2 separate regions of the Homo sapiens genome follow, and region 1 is linked to region 2. A link is a loop called in an ENCODE intact Hi-C map of the cell type or tissue named here. Cell type or tissue: heart left ventricle. All regions are shown on one strand.

What was found. Hi-C counts contacts between places; a loop is a spot of excess contacts. Peaks named below come from ENCODE experiments on the same cell type or tissue, not always from the same donor. Only the 100,000 strongest peaks of a DNase experiment are listed, where the experiment ranks them.
Region 1: a loop joins it to region 2, with 4 times the contacts of the local background. A loop is called at or near these places in 3 of 110 quality-filtered maps.

Annotation. Positions count from the first base shown.
Region 1 is chr11:33,070,326-33,078,325 of GRCh38, reverse strand. It overlaps TCP11L1 (t-complex 11 like 1), which reads right to left. Exons shown (of 10, transcript NM_018393.4): 10 at 4,776-5,852. The coding sequence ends at 5,650. It overlaps LINC00294 (long intergenic non-protein coding RNA 294), which reads right to left and starts at 2,176. Exons shown (of 1, transcript NR_015451.1): 1 at 1-2,176. It also overlaps the pseudogene PIGCP1. In heart left ventricle, no CTCF peak of the experiment used is centred here; no DNase peak of the experiment used is centred here.
Region 2 is chr11:33,326,135-33,334,134 of GRCh38, reverse strand. HIPK3 (homeodomain interacting protein kinase 3) reads right to left here. Exons shown (of 17, transcript NM_005734.5): 3 at 5,502-5,625. Among named protein-coding and RNA genes, the nearest start is that of KIAA1549L, 46 kb to the left of the region's middle. In heart left ventricle, a CTCF peak has its summit at 4,197 (motif pointing right); no DNase peak of the experiment used is centred here; H3K27ac peaks cover 388 bases.

The DNA.
Region 1 (8,000 bases), 260 kb after region 2:
TTACCTGAAGTACATTTATGGCTGGGTCATATCGTGACATAAATAATCACATTTTGTAGCTTGCTTTAGACGGAATGCGATTTTTTTTTTTTTTGAGACGGAGTCTCGCTCTGTCACCCAGGCTAGAGTGCAATGGCGCAATCTCGGCTCATTGCAACCACCACCTCCAGGGTTCAAGTGATTCTCCTGCCTCAGCCTCCCGAGTAGCTGGGATTACAGGCACGTGCCACCACACCCGGCTAATTTTTGTATTTTTAATAGAGATGGGTTTTGCCATGTTGGTAAGGCTGGTTTCGAATTCCTGACCTCAGGTGATCTGCCCGCCTCAGCCTCCCAAAGTGCTAGGATTACAGGCGTGAGCCACCGCGCCCGGCTGGAATGAGATTTTTAAAAACACCAGGACTGAGAATCCATCCACCCAACCAAGAGCCAACAAAGTAGTAGTTACTTTAAACATTCACTTATCCATGAGACTACTGAAGAAATCCAAGAGGCTTGGTGATACTGACCTCACTCTCAGTTCTATCCACAAGTAGTAAAGTACTGCCAAATACACTTAGCAATTTCAGGAAAAGACACTTGTCTCCACAACCTGTTACTGAATGCAGCATATAGAATCCATTCGATTCTGGAGGACAACACACTCCAAAGGATGTTTCGTTTTGGAAGGAGAGCTGTAGGGGAAGGTACAGGGGGATGCTTAGCAATGCTTCCTGAGTGACTAAATGAACGAAGTGGATCTCCCTGGCCCTTAGTAATAATCCTATGAGATTCCAGGAAGAAAATTAGCTTATCTTCATAGAGCAACAACAAAATGATTCAATATGAATATTGTGGTTCTGAAGTTTGCTTCCTTCATTCTTGACTTTTGCCAGTTGCAGAACTCCACCAGTGGACACCGAGGTAGTGGGCGGCCAAGAGTCTGTGAAGCCAGTTATTCATGCATCAAGATTTCAAACGGTCCAAATGGAACTCTGGCAATGTAAGAACTCAGGAGGGGAAAAATATCTTGCAAGAATCTACTCTTACAAAAGAAGAGTTTTTGAGATTTAGGAAGAATGACTGCAGGAAGTGGTGATCAGCGCTGTGCAGTTGGGGTTAAGCTCCTCTCCTTCAGCCTTGGAGCGGCAGGAAAAGGCCCCAAACACTCTGAGGCTGAGGCTTCTCTGCCCAGGAACCCAGGATCATACAACCGCCAGGCACAGTGGCCACAGAGCAGCCTCCACCTTAAGGGAACAATTCCAGACACGACCTCATTGAATACACCATGGAAGATGTTATCTTCTTTAAAAGTACCCTCATGGCAGGGCGCAGTGGCTCACGCCTACAATCCCAGCACTTTGGGAGGCCAAGGCGGGTGGATCACGAGGTCAGGAGATCGAGACCATCCTGGCTAACACGGTGAAACCCCGTCTCTACTAAAAATACAAAAAAATTAGCCAGGCATGGTGGCAGGCGCCTGTAGTCCCAGCTACTTGGGAGGCTGAGGCAGGAGAATGGCGTGAACCTGGGAGGCAGAGGTTGCAGTGAGCCGAGATCGCGCCACTGCACTCCAGCCTGGGCGACAGAGCAAGACTCCATCTCAAAAAAAAAAAAAACCCTTACAAGGAAAAAGGCAGGCAACTGCCATCTCCCAGTCACGCATCCCCAGGAACTTGGCTGTATTATATCCTGCCTCAGAGACAAACTCATCTATTGTAGGCCTGGCCTGGATTGCTGCCTTTGAAAACAAGGAAAGGTCAGCAGAATATCAACCAAGGCATGGAATTTCCAGGGAGGTCTCATTTCAAAATGTCATCAACAAGAACCACATGGACCTCTGTGAGAGGGATGATTAAACTAGCCTGAGTTTGAATGAAAGGATTATGTGTACCCAACCTGTAACAAACACCAAGGAGGTAAAGTGGCAGAGGGTCTTGTATGAGCAACAGCCCTTTCCTGATAACTTTGTGGACCGGCGGTTCCTGGAAGAGCTCTGGAAAAACATCCATGCTCGGAAATACCAATATTGGGCTATGGTATTTGAGTCCAGTGTGGTGATCCCGCAGCTGTGCAGTGTTTTTGTTTTTCTGGTTATCTGGTGGTATATGGATGAGGGTCTTCTGGCCCCCCAATGGCTTTTTGGGACTGGCCTGGCTTCTTCACTGATTGGGTATGTTTTGTTTGATCTCACTGATGGAGGTGAAGGGCAGAAGAGTGGGTGGACCCGGTGGGCTGACCTGAAGAGTGCCCTAGTCTTCATTACTTTCACTTATGGCTTTTCACCAGTGCTAAGACCCTGACAGAGTCTGTCAGCACTGACACCATCTATGCCATGTCAGTCTTCATGCTGGTAGGCCACCTCATCTTTTTTAACTATGGTGCCAATGATGCCTTTGTATCCACTGTATCCAGCACACTATCCTTGAACATGGCCATCTTTGCTTCTGGATGCTTGGCTTCCACCTTCCCCAGTCCCTGCATGTCTTCATCATGGGAACACTTGCCATCCAGATTTTTGTCCTGTGGCTCATGCTACAGAAGAAACTAAAGGCACGGACTCCCAAGGGCTATGTGGTGGTCACACTGCTTTTTGCCTTTTCGGTCTTGGAAGGCCTACTGCCTATTAGTGCTGTGGGAGCCGTACTCTTTGCCCTTCTGTTGATTTCTATCTCATGTCTCTGTCCATTTTACCTCATTCGCCTGCAGCTTTTTAAAGAAAATATTCAGAGGCCTTGGGATGAAGCTGAAATCAAGGAAGACTTGTCTAGGTTCCTCAGCTAAATTAGGGACATTCTGATAGACTAGCCTCCTAACTAGTATAAAACTTAAAGACAGGCCGGGTGTGGTGGCTCACGACTGTAATCACAGCACTCTGGGAGGCCCGAGGCGGATGGATCACGAGGTCAAGAGTTCGAGACCAGCCTGGCCAACATGGTGAAACCCCGTCTCTACTAAGAATCCAAAAATTAGCCGGGCATGGTGGCGCGTGCCTGTAATCCCAGCTATTCAGGAGGCTGAGGCAGGAGAATCGCTTGAAACCGGGAGATGGAGGTTGCAGTAAGCTGAGATCGCGCCACCACACTCCAGCCTGGGTGACAGAGCAAGACTCCGTCTTGAAAAAATAAAAAATGAACCAAAGGCTTGGGTGGTGAGGGTGCTTATCCTTTCTGTAATTCTGTGGATGAAAAAGCTTTCTGGGACCCTCTTGAATTATTCGCTGTAACAAATGAAGTGATGTGGTTTCTATTAAAAAAATAATAATGCATTCAAACAAACAAAAATAAATAAATATGAATAAAAGTACCCTCACAAAATGCAGCCAGTCTGCCAGATTACAGTGACCCAGATTCTCCAGTCTCCTGCCTGGGACCCAAAAAGATACATCTGGCTCTACTTTTTTTTGTTAAGGAGAGACAGGGTCTGGCTCTGTCACCCAGGCTGGAGTACAGTGGCATGATCATAGTTCACTGCAGCCTCAAACTCCTGGGCACAAGTGATCCTTTTGCCTCAGCCTCAGCTTGTAGCTGGGAGTACAACTGTGTGCCACCACAACAGGCTAATTTTTTTTGTATTTTTTGTAGAGACATGATCTCACTATGTTGCCTAGGCTGGACTTGAAATCCTGGGTTCAGATGATGCTCCTGCCTTGGCATTCCAAAGTACTGGGATTATAGTGTAAGCCACCATGCCCAGCCCTGTTTTTTGTTTTGTTTTTTTAATTTATCACATCATTATAGATTAGAACCAACATCAGTGCTGATCTGCATACATGTAATTTCTACCTGAGTTTCTATAGCCAGATCCAAGTCCTTGTATAAACCCTGGGACCATCAGCAATCTCAAAAATCCTGAAAGCAGAATGTATTCTGACTCTACCAGGTCTGAAATCCTTCTCATGGAGTATCTGATTTCCTCCCCATCAGTCCTATTGGAATACCTACCCAACTGCTTCTTCAAGTCTTCCTTCAAAACACAAAATCACTGCACTTCCTTACAAAGAAGGATCAGAGAAAACAGCTGCTTGCAGTAAAATGTAGCCCTTCCCCCTGGTTGTGCAGGAGTGGCTGCTGGCCTTCCTGGAGTCTTTCTGAAATGGCTTCCAAGTTTCTTTTCTTTTTTCTTTTTTTGAGACAGAGTCTCACTCTGTTGCCCAGGCTGGAATGTAGTGGTGCTATCTCAGCTCACTGCAGCCTCTGCCTCCCGGGTTCAAGCGATTCTCCTGCCTCAGCCTCCCAAGTAGCTGGGATTACAGGCGCGTGCCACCACACCCAGCTAATTTTTGTATTTTTAGTAGAGATGGGGTTTCACCATGTTGCCCAGGCTGGTCTCAAACTCCTGACCTCAGGTGATCTGCCTGCCTCGGCCTCCCAAAGTGCTGGGATTATAGGCGTGAGCCACCACGCCCGGCTAACTTGTAAGTTTCTCTTAGCTTCCTGTACAGAAGGCTTCAGGTGCCGATATTACTGCATTACTCATACAGTAATATAGTCTTACCCCTTGCTGTTGTGGCAGTTGGTCATTCCAACTTCATGGCTCTGCTTCTAATATAACATCCCTGTCTAAAATGCAGACATACATGTGTACACTTTAAAAAAAAAAAAAAAAAAAAAAAAAGAACAGATCGTCTATGAGACCCAAATCACTCACGCTCAGAGGACATGTCAGGAATTCTGGTCACTGAAGTTCCTTGAAAAATAATGCTCAAACACCAGGGATTTCCTATGACTTCCTCATCTAGGAGATTCGTGAACTCAAGCTATTTTATCTGAAAACAGTTAAATCTAATTCCAGAATTTAATTCAATCATCACATCTGTGTATTGTCTCAGGGTCAATTTTTCAGTAAGAATTCCAGACATTTCTCTTCGTTCACATTACAGTAAACTATTTTTCAATACATTTCCTCCTTGACTTTCAAGGCTTGAAAGTCAAAGACTTTCCTTTCACTAGATCTCATAAGTCATAACTGCTCTCAACCAGATGCAGGAGTAATTTTGTATAAAAGAACAAGCTTTTTAAAGTCCAATAACTGTATCTTTGGGGGAAGGTTAAAAGAATGTTTAAATACAAAAAAGAAAGTAAAAAAAAAAAGAGAGAGAGACAAATAACTCTCCTCTAGAAAAAAGGGCTTGGGAGCCCTGGCTAGGCCAGGCAGGGAGGAAGCAATAAATAGGGGGAGAAAATGGCAATAAGACGTTATATAGCCCTTCTAACAAAAATACCAGAAGGGAGGGGTGAGGGACAAGGCTGTCTGAGGGAGGGCAGGAGGTGAGGCCATGGCTTGGTCTCTTTTGCGCTTGGATGGCCGTCAGCTCAGCATGAGGCATCTGAAAGAACTACCCAGATTGCAGAAGAGAGAGGTCCCAGCCTCCTTGGAAGGACATGATGGGGGAGGAGTGGAGACAACAGCTGAGTGTTACCTGTAAAACTCGAGAACAAAATGCTTCTTTGATTTGTAAACTTGCACTCATAAATACAATCTCTCAAAATAGAATTCAGTGGATTTCTCAACAAGTCTTTTCAACAGTGATACACAATATTCTTCCCTTTGGAATCGGTGCTGTTAAATAGACATGTACTATATAGCCATTTTCCAATGCAACATTAGAGTACAGAACAGGTATTCTGTGGCTAGTGAGTAATACTGCTGCTGTAGGGTGCATACACGTTAGGATCGGACGAGGATCTTACTCAGGATTGCATCGTAGTAGGGACAGAAGACCATCTTGTTATAGTTGACCAGGCGAGCAAATTTAATAGCAACTTCCTCCAGCTCTCTCTGAACTGGACTGAGTCCCCCAGGGACTGTGGGCAATGGCTTCTGATGACCCGAGGCAAGGTAGGTTTCTAAGAAGGTCAGGATTCGAGATTCTGTGACAAAAAAGAAAGTGGTCAGTTGTTTCTTGTCCTTCACCTTACAAACCTTACTGTGCTTCAGTTCTTAGCTTAACCATCACCTCTTAGGGGAAGTTGTCCCCGATCAATACTCCCAGACCAGATACCCACAGCACCTTGCACTTCTGCATATTCATCCCATTTATAATGTTTTCTCTCCCCTCTAGATGGTTAGTTTCATGAAGGTAGGAGCCATGCTCATCTTGTTCATCATGTCTCCTCAGCACTCAGCACAGTGACTGGCATGAGACCCAGCTCCCAGGAGAAGCTCAAACACACTTGGAATGCAAGAATGAATGCATGAGTGGCCAGGCGCGGTGGCTCACGCCTGTAATCCCAGCACTTTGGGAGGCTAAGGTGGGCGGGTCACCTGAGGTCAAGAGTTCGACCAGCCTGGCCATTGTGGTGAAGCCCCGTCTCTACTAAAAATATAAAAAGTAGCCAGGTGTGGTGGCGCACACCTGTTGTCCCAGCTACTCGGGAGCCTGAGGCACAAGAATCACTTGAACCCAGGAGGTGGAGGTTACAGTGAGCTGAGATCATGCCATTGCACTCCAGCCTGGGCGACAGAGCCAGACTCTGTCCCCAAACAAAACAAAACAAAAAAAATGAATGAATGCATGAGTGAGTAAAGGAAGACTGGAGACATGCTCTGCTCTCCGAGGAGCAACACATCCTGAGACCATTGTTAGCCATCGCTGACGATCACATAAAAAGGTGGAAGATTAAAGCAGGAATTACAGGTTCAAAAAAGACTTTTTTCCTACTAAGCCTCCATGAAAGCAGCTCGTGCTTCCTTCTCTGATGCCTGCATGGAAGTCATGGGCATTTGTAAACTTGTCCTACTTGGAGGAATAATTTAGGTTGATGCTTTTCTAGTCCATTCCCCTTCACAATGCTTTTGTACTCTTGTGTATCCTCATGAAAAAAGATTTGATCAAGCCACACTTCTTGCAGATTTTATCACAAAAACAACAGAGACATTTATATGGAATAGACTTTTTCAAACTACATGCCTTGCCTCCTGCCTGGGGAATCCTCTCAGGTGCAAATAACTTATACCCTCCTGAGCCTCACAACACAGACAGAAACTGCTGACAGGACAGGGCCTAACACCCTTACTCTTTTTTTTTCTCGAGACACAGTTTCACTCTGTCGCCCAGGCTGCAGTGCAGTGGCACAATCTCAGCTCACTACACCTCCGCCTCCCGAGTTCAAGCGATTCTCCCCACTCTGCCTCCCGAGTAGCTGGGATTACAGGCGCATGCCACCATGCCCAGCTAATTTTTGTATTATTAGTAGAGGCGGGGTTTCACCATGTTGCCCGGGCTGGTCTTGAATTCCTGACCTCAAGTGATCCGTCTGCCCCCGCCTCCCAAAGTGCTGGAACTACAGGAGTGAGCCACTGCACCCAGCCCTATCACCCTTCTTCTTTTTTTTTTCTTTTTTGAGATGGAGTTTCCCTCGTCTCCCAGGCTGGAGTGCAGTGGCGCGATCTCGGCTCACTGCAACCCCCGCCTCCTGGGTTCAAGTGACTCTCCTGCCTCAGCCTTCCGAGTACCTGGGATTACAGGCACACGCCACCATGCCCAGGAAATTTTTGTATTTTTTGTAGAGACGGGGTTTCACCATGTTGGCCAGGCTGGTCTCAAACTCCTGACCTCAGGTAATCTGCCCACCTTGGCCTCCCAAATGCTGGGATTACAGGCATGAGTCATCACACCTGGCCCTATCACCCTTATTCTTTTTTTTTTTTTTTTTTTTGAGACAGACTTTAGCTCTTATTGCCCAGGCTGGAGTGCAATGGCACAATCTCGGCTCACCACAATCTCCACCTTTCAGGTTCAAGCGATTATCCTGCCTCAGCCTCTCAAGTAGCTAGCATCACAGGCATGCACCACCATGCCTGGCTAATTTCGCATTTTTAGTAAAGGCGGAGTTTCTACATGTTGGTCAGCCTGGTCTCGAACTTCCAATCTCAGGTGAACTGCCCGGCTCGGCCTCCCAAAATGTTGGGATTATAGGCATGAGCCACTGTGCTCAGCACCCTTATTCTTAAGTTAGTTTGGTTCTCTAAGGTTCCCAGGGCTGGCAGCCTCACTGAAGTAGAAATCTTTGTATTGT
Region 2 (8,000 bases):
TATCCACATTTGTATCCCCAATTTTATATAAAATGACAACGAAAACTTCCACATTACAAACTGGCTTCATTTCGTTAAAGTGCTGTTCTTTCTCCCCACCTCCCACCCACTAAGTAGCTAACTTCCTTATTTTAAGGAAACAGAAAAATGGAAGGAAAAAGTACTAAGAGTTTGGTGCCTAGATGCTGCATCAGACAGAAAAGCCATCAACAATTCAATTTCAACAAACAGAGCATCTATTATTTGCTAGATGCTAAAGACATGTAGATAAATATGGTGCCAATCTTCAAAAGCACAATTCAGTAGAACAGAAAAATATTTAAGCATATAATCTGCAATTAAGCTAGTAAGCCATTGTGAAGAAGAAAACAAAGTGCTAAAAAAGCAAAGAGAATAGAGCAATTAATGTACCTCAGGAGTTGAGATGGCTCTGTAAAACAAAAAACAAACAAACAAACAAAAGTGGCCAGTGAAAATCTGAGTTTATTACTTGTCATACTGTCTGCCCAGTCTTTTGAAGAGAAAAATGTTCCATCTAGAACCCCTAATATATAAATATATTTGCCTTCCTCCATCTCCAGTGGATGAAGAATGGGAATCTGACACATAATTCTAAACTGGCCTCATGAACTCAACTAGAAAAAAACTAAGTCAATCAGATTAACTATGTCAGAAATGTGAACTAAGAAATACCAATGACTCTTGGGGGATGAGCTAAAGGGTTATTAGGTAGAGCCGGAGTTTTATGGTCATGAAACCTAATCAAAGGTAAGGTGAGCAGAAACTCAGATCAGAATAGACAAAGGCACTTGAAGAACAGCCAAGTCACACTGATGGTCCAGTACCAGTGAAGTTCTACCAACATCTGTTAATTCCTCTCGTGTCGCCTTACTTTGAAAAGCACCTTCAATTCCATACTTCACAAATCCCAGTCATATTATAGTTCCATTCTTAGATCCTTGTGATAGTCCACTGATATAGTTTGAATGTTTGTCCCCTCCAAATCTCATGTTGAAATATAATCCCCAGTGTTGGAGGTAGGGCCTGGTGGGAGGTGTTTGGGTAATAGGGGCCGATACCTCATGAATGGCTTGGTGCTGTCCCCCCAACAGTGAGTTCTCTCAAGATCTGGTTGTTTCAAGGTGTGTAGTACCCATCTCCCCCATCTCTTGCTCCTATTCTCACCATGTGAAACGCCTGCTCCCCTTCCCTTCTGCCATGATTGTAAGCTACCTAAGACCCTCACCAGAAGCACATGCTGGAGCCCTGCTTGTACAGCCTGCAGAACTGTGAGCCAATTAAATCTCTTTTCTTTATAAATTACTCAGGTATTCCTTTATAGCAATGCAAATGGCCTAATACATCCACACATATAAATAAATGTCCCCTTATTTGGGCCAGCTTGTGTGGGTCTCTTTGCTAAATAGCCTGACAAAAATAGAAATCTTGAAAGATTTATTTTCTCTGCAGTTGAAATAGTGAACTTTATTTTTCTTACATAAGACTTGAAATTACCAAATATAATTTGAATATAAAGTCAGACTCTTAGTTGTTCTGGATAACATTCTATCTAAACTCCAACAAACATTTTGGAGAAATAATGAACATTTACCAACTATTGTCCATCCGTCTATCCATCCATTCATCCATTCAACCATCCATCCATCCATAAAATAGTCCTTAATTCCCTAGAATACTTTTGATATGTCCCTAGTAAATATAAGTCCTGTAAATAGAACACTAATAAGACAGTTTATCTACAATCAAGACAGGAAGGGATTCACGCACTGTAACAATTGGTGGGTAGGATCTTCCCTAACCACACACACTAAATATAGATGTCTATATAAACGGAAATAAAATGCACATACAAGAAAATATGAAATTATAAATTTTCAACACGGTCAGTGTCTACTTACAGAATCTAAAATCCAAAGAGAAAATGGCATTGGAAAGGTTTTAAGACATGATAAATATGATTAAAGGGCTAGAACACAAACCCTATAATGAAGAATTAAAATACTTTGAATATTTTTCCTGCTGACTCAAATTTGGCTTTTAAAAATATAATAATTTGGCCAGGCGCGGTGGCTCGTGCCTGTTATTGCAACACTTTGGGAGGCCTAGGCAGGAGGACCACTTGAGCCCACGAGTTCAACTTTGCAGTAAACCATGATCCTGCCACTGCACTCCATCCAGGGCAACAGAGAAAGACTCTGTCTCTAAAGAAGAATATGATATACTGTTAAGAACTCTTTAGTTTACATCTATAAAATGGAGGCAACAGTAGTGTGTACTTCATAGGGTTGTTACGAGCATTAAATGAGTTAATATAAAGTGTTAACAGCAGTTCCTAGTACATAAAAGAGCTCAGTAAGCATTAATTAGTTAATATTACTATTGCCCACTGCACTGCCACTGTAAGGCAAAAAATAATAATTAGAAAAAAACTGCCAGGCCAGGTGCAGTGGCTCACACCTGTAATCCCAGCATGTCTGGAGGTCCAGGCGGGAGGATGGCTTAAGCCCAGGACTTTGAGACCAGCTTGGGCAACATAGAGAAAGAGACCCCATCTCTACAAAAAATTAAAAATGAGTCAGGCATGCTGGTGCACACCTGTATCCCCAGCTACTGGGCACAGCCTGAGGTAGGAGGATTCCTCGAGCCCAGTAGTTCAAGACTGCAGTGAGCTATGATCATGCCACTGCATTCCAGCCTAGATGACAGACTGAGACCCTGTCTAAAAAAAATACCAACTCCCCAGTTGGGGTGTCCAAGTATATCTAGGCAGCTGATTACTGGAATAAGGAACAGATAATAGAGAGAGACATACCCTACTGGTGGCCCTTTCACATCCTAACATTAGGTGATCACAATCTAGCGAGATGGGGAAAATCTATGAAAGTCAAACACATTAATAAACAGACTAAAGCTGTTCTGAGAAACATATGTGGCCAGGCGCAGTGGCTCTTGCCTGTATTCCCAACACTTTGGGAGGCCAAGGTGGGTGGATCATTTGAGATCAGGAGTTTAAGACCTGCCTCGTCAATATGATGAAACCCCATCTCTACTAAAAATAAAAAATTAGCCAGGCATGGTGGCACACACCTGTAGTCCCAGCTACTAAGGAGGCTGAGGTGGAAAAATTGCTTGAACCTATGAGGCGGAGGTTGCAGTGAGCCGAGATGGAACCACTGCACTCAGGCCTGGGCGACAGAGTGAGACCCTGTCTCAAAAAAGAAAAAGAAAAAGAAAAAAGAAAAACATATGTGAACATTTTAACAAGTGCAAAAAAAAAAGCACTTGAAAGTCCTAAACCAAGTTAAGACTGATAGGGAAAAAAAAAAAAATTATCAAAATTTATCAAAGCCTTTATAACAAATACCATGCTTGAAAATGAGCTTAAAGTCCCAGATTAGGGCCAAAACAAAGACGCCCACAAAATCACTACAATTTATTTGCTTTGCATTCATGTATTTTGTAAAATATTTTAAAACATTGAACTGTGGGCGGGGCACAGTGGCTCACGCCTGTAATCCCAACACTTTGGGAGGCTGAGGCAGGCAAATCACAAGGTCAAGAGTTCGAGACCAGCCTGGCCAACATGGTGAAACCCCATCTCTACTAAAAATACAAAAATTGGCCGGGCATGGTGGTGTGTGCCTGTAATCCCAGCTACTCAGGAGGCTGAGGCAGAAGAATCGCTTGAATCCGGGAGGCGGATGTTGCAGTGAGCTGAGATCACGCCACTGCACTCCAGCCTGGGCGACAGAGCAAGACTTCATCTCAAAAGAAAAAAGAAAAACAAACAAAGACAAAAAAACCCCACTGAACTGTGAGACTATTGATGCTATATGCCAAGGGCCAATGACTTTTTTTAATCCCTTTGGTAATATACATCCTGAAAACATTGTCAATCTGGATCAGATAATACCTGTTCCAAGTTTAGTTTAAAAAAAACAAACATTCATTATAAAATTTAGAAAAACTGAGTTTTGGTCAAGGCTTTGTCTTTAAAATTACTATTGTGACTTTTGACAAGTGAATTCATTTTTCTGGGCCTCAGTTTTCTCCTTTATAAAATGAAAAGGGGGCAGTTACTGGGTAATCTCTGGGGTCCTTTTCAATACTAATATCAGTTGTCCAAGATGAACTGTGAAGTCCTAATCGAGTATAATAACAAATCAACTTGAAATTGCCACTAGAGGGTGTCCTGCTCCAGGGCGGTATGCATGCCATAGGCTAATCTACAAAGCCAAGGGTGTATTTCTAGCATTTTACTGGTGCCTCAGTATTCCAACAGCTAAAGGATTATGGGACTCTGATTCAATTACTAACTCGTTCAGAACTGACGGTAGTCTTGCATCTGTATCAAAGCTAGTAATTGGGTAGAAAGCTGAAAGAAGACAGGATGTATGGAAAATTTTACAGAAACCCAGTGGAATTCTGAACATGGAGGAGGGAAGGTAGAGAATATGGAAAACCTAACCTAAAAGGGAAGGTTCATGGATGATGACAAGAGATTAAAGTCAATGATAACATCTAATCTAATAATCAGTATTAAATGACAGAGTCATCTCAGGAACATTTAAGTCACCTAAATTAATTACCTCTCTTTTTCCTCTTGATAGAGAAAATAGCCCTAAAATACAAGGCTATAATCATGATTATGTAATAGGTGCTTTAAATTCTTCTATTTTCTATTTTTTCTTGCTTGAAAGTTAAATATCATCTAAATAAAAATATTCACTAATCAGAATGACAAAATTAATGTAACTACTTTGTTGATTTTGACTAGCATTTTCTATTAGAATGAGTTGAGTACATTATCTCAAAGATACTCAAAGAATAATAAATAAGATGGCAGTTTCTCCAAAAAATAATCTTGGTATTAATATTTAAGACTACTAGCACACAACACTGTTTAATAGTACAGAAAGGCTAATGAATATACCTGAAAACTACCATGAAAAGTGTGCTTAATAAGGTAATTTGCTGAATTCTACCGAGAATCATTAAACAGTGCTAAAAGAGAATTTCAGCACCACTCAAAACAGCTAAAAAGACTGAGAAGAGTTCAAGTTACTGAGGTATTTAAAACACCAATAATGGCAGTTGGTTTAAGACCAAAAGTTATAACGCCTTTTAGGAGCTTTTATGCCTTGGGAGGGGCTGACGTTTCACACATCAAAGTTTGTCACCCAAGCAAAGCACAATTAATTAAATGGACACACAATCCAACCTTTTATATGTTTACAGTATAAAATTTTCCCAATAATTTTACAAAACTGGTTTTGAGATTCTATAGGCTGTAACTTTATGAAAACTTACTTCAGCATTATAAAACAGTTTTCAAAATCAATTCTACAAGATCCCAGATTCTGCCACTTTATGTTAAAAAGACTTTCCAGTGTATTGTACACCTGCAGCCATGTGTTCCTGTAAGTCTGTTATTATTCTTTACTTTTTACCAATTCTATTAGATTATCATTATTTGTTACCTGATCATACTCCAAGGCTCCTGGGTAGAGCGGCCATCCAAGAAATAATTCTGCAATCACACATCCCAATGACCACATGTCTATGGCTTCACAAAATGGCAACCCCAATATAATCTCTGGAGCTCTGAAATTTAAAATTAAAACAAAAATCAGGGTGGTTTTTCTCTAAAATTACCTAATTTCAACTGGCATTCTAGGAAGTTGGTAAAATGACAGAGGTATCACATTCTATGTATAGGAACTCTTCACTATTTCAGAACTCTTTGAAACCTAGACATAATCCTGAATTAATCTGAAAGGGGTACTATGAGTACAACATTTCTATAATAAAGTCTCTTCCACTGTAATCCTTTTCCCTTATAGTTTTACTAACATAACATTTTTTGAAAAAGGAAAAACATACATCTTGTTTTTAAGACTACAGCAGATCAGAAATAACACAATAGGAAGAGAACTGGCAAACTATTAAATACATACTATGACATCAGCAGAACTGAAAACCAGACATTGAGAGAGAAAACAAAAACAAAGCAAAATCCTCAAAGGCTAAAAGTGAATCTAGACCTAGATATTACTTCAGAATACAGTAATAAATATTTACCTAATTGGAGCCATTAGTCATCCAAGAGATTAAACTAAATTCAGTGTATTCTGTCTTAAAAGGCAGACAAGTATACAGCATATAACAACATAGTTAAAAAGCATTTCAGCACTTAAAAGTGTTTGGTCATTTGGGAAATGTACTCCAAGAAACATATTATTCCTAGATAAATTATGTTGCACCTTCATATGGATTTCCCTTGAGAAGATTCATGTTCTAAGACAGACTCCATGTACAGCTGTGTAATTCCAAAGAAGTCATATGGATCACAGTTATCCTAGATTAGTGTGCATGTGTTTAATTTTAAAACAATCTCAATCTTACAGAGAAGTTGCAAGAACAGTACATATTTTTTCCTTAAATCACCCGAGAATAACTTGCCAAATATCTGTATACTTTATAGTTCCTACAAAGAAGAATATTCTCCTACATAACCACAATACAATCATCAAAATCAAGAAATGAACTCTGATACATCTCCACCTTCTAAGCTTCAGACTCCATTTAAGTTTGGCCAATTATACTAATACCGTCCTTTTTGGCAAAAGGATCCAACTCAGGATCATGCATTGCATCTAGTTGTCCTATCTCTTTCAGTCTTTTTCAATATGGAATAATTCCTAAGTTTTGTCTAGATTTCCATGACCTTTGTATAACATATTACAGGACAGATATTTGAAGAAACGTCCCTCAGTGTGGGTTTGTCTGATGTTTCCTCATAATTAGATTCAGAGGAACATCACAGAAGTGATCATGTTTTCTCATTGTATCTTATTAGGCATGCAATTCTGATATGTTCCATTACTAATAATTTTTACTTTGATCACATGATGTCTGCTATATTTCTCTACTACTAAGTTCCTACTTTTCTCTTTCTAATTAAGTATTTTGTGGGATCTCAAATTGAAACTATATAAATAATCCATTTCTTATCAAACTTTCATTTTTTTCATTTATTTACCTGTATGAGTACAGATTAAAGGATTCCTACTTTGTTCAATGAGTTATAATCCATGACTATAATTACTTATTTTGATTCTCAGATTTTCCCAGATTTGGCGTGGTAGCTCACACCTGTAATCCCAGCACTTTGGGAGGCCAACATGGTAGGATTGCTTGAGCCCAAGAGTTCCAGATCAGCCTGGGCAACATAATGAGACCTCATCTCTCCAAAAAAAGAAAAAATTTTTTTTAATTAGCCAGGGTGATGGTCCGCACCTGTAGTCCCAGCTATTTGGGAGACTGAGGTGGAAGGGTCACTTGAGCCCAGGAGGTCCAAGCTGCAGTGAGCTGAGATTGTGCCACTGCACTCCAGCCTGAGGGACAGAGCCAGGCTCTGTCTCGGGGGAAAAAAAAAAAAATCCCAGATTTGACCAGTCATAACTCCCTCAGACTTTTATGTTCTTCTGACAATAATCTCTGATTATTTCTTTGCTTTCTGACACAGCAAGATATTCCAGGCACATCTTGTTCTTTCCCTGCTCCAGTCCTAAAAACAGCTATTTCTCTGAGGATCTCTGGTATCTTTTCGTATAGAATAGACCTTTGAAACAAAGATCAGGGAGCTATGGATCCTCATTACTATTGGGATGGTTCCCAGACCTTCTCAGTACGTATATTACCTAGAGTTAAGCAAAATAAGCCTGCTAATTTCTTAACTGAGACTGGGGGTTGTCATCTCCTAAGGCAGTGGTTCTCAATCTTGGCTACACATTACAATTATTTGGTCCTGGCCACACCCTACACCAATTAAATCAGAAACCCTGGGGATTAGACTTAGGAATCAAGAGTGGCTTCAACATATAGCCAAAGTTGAGAACCAAAGCCTTACACTCAAGAAGTTAGACCAATGGGAGGACCACCCCATTTCTTCCCTACAACTCTTCTGGCAAAGGAAA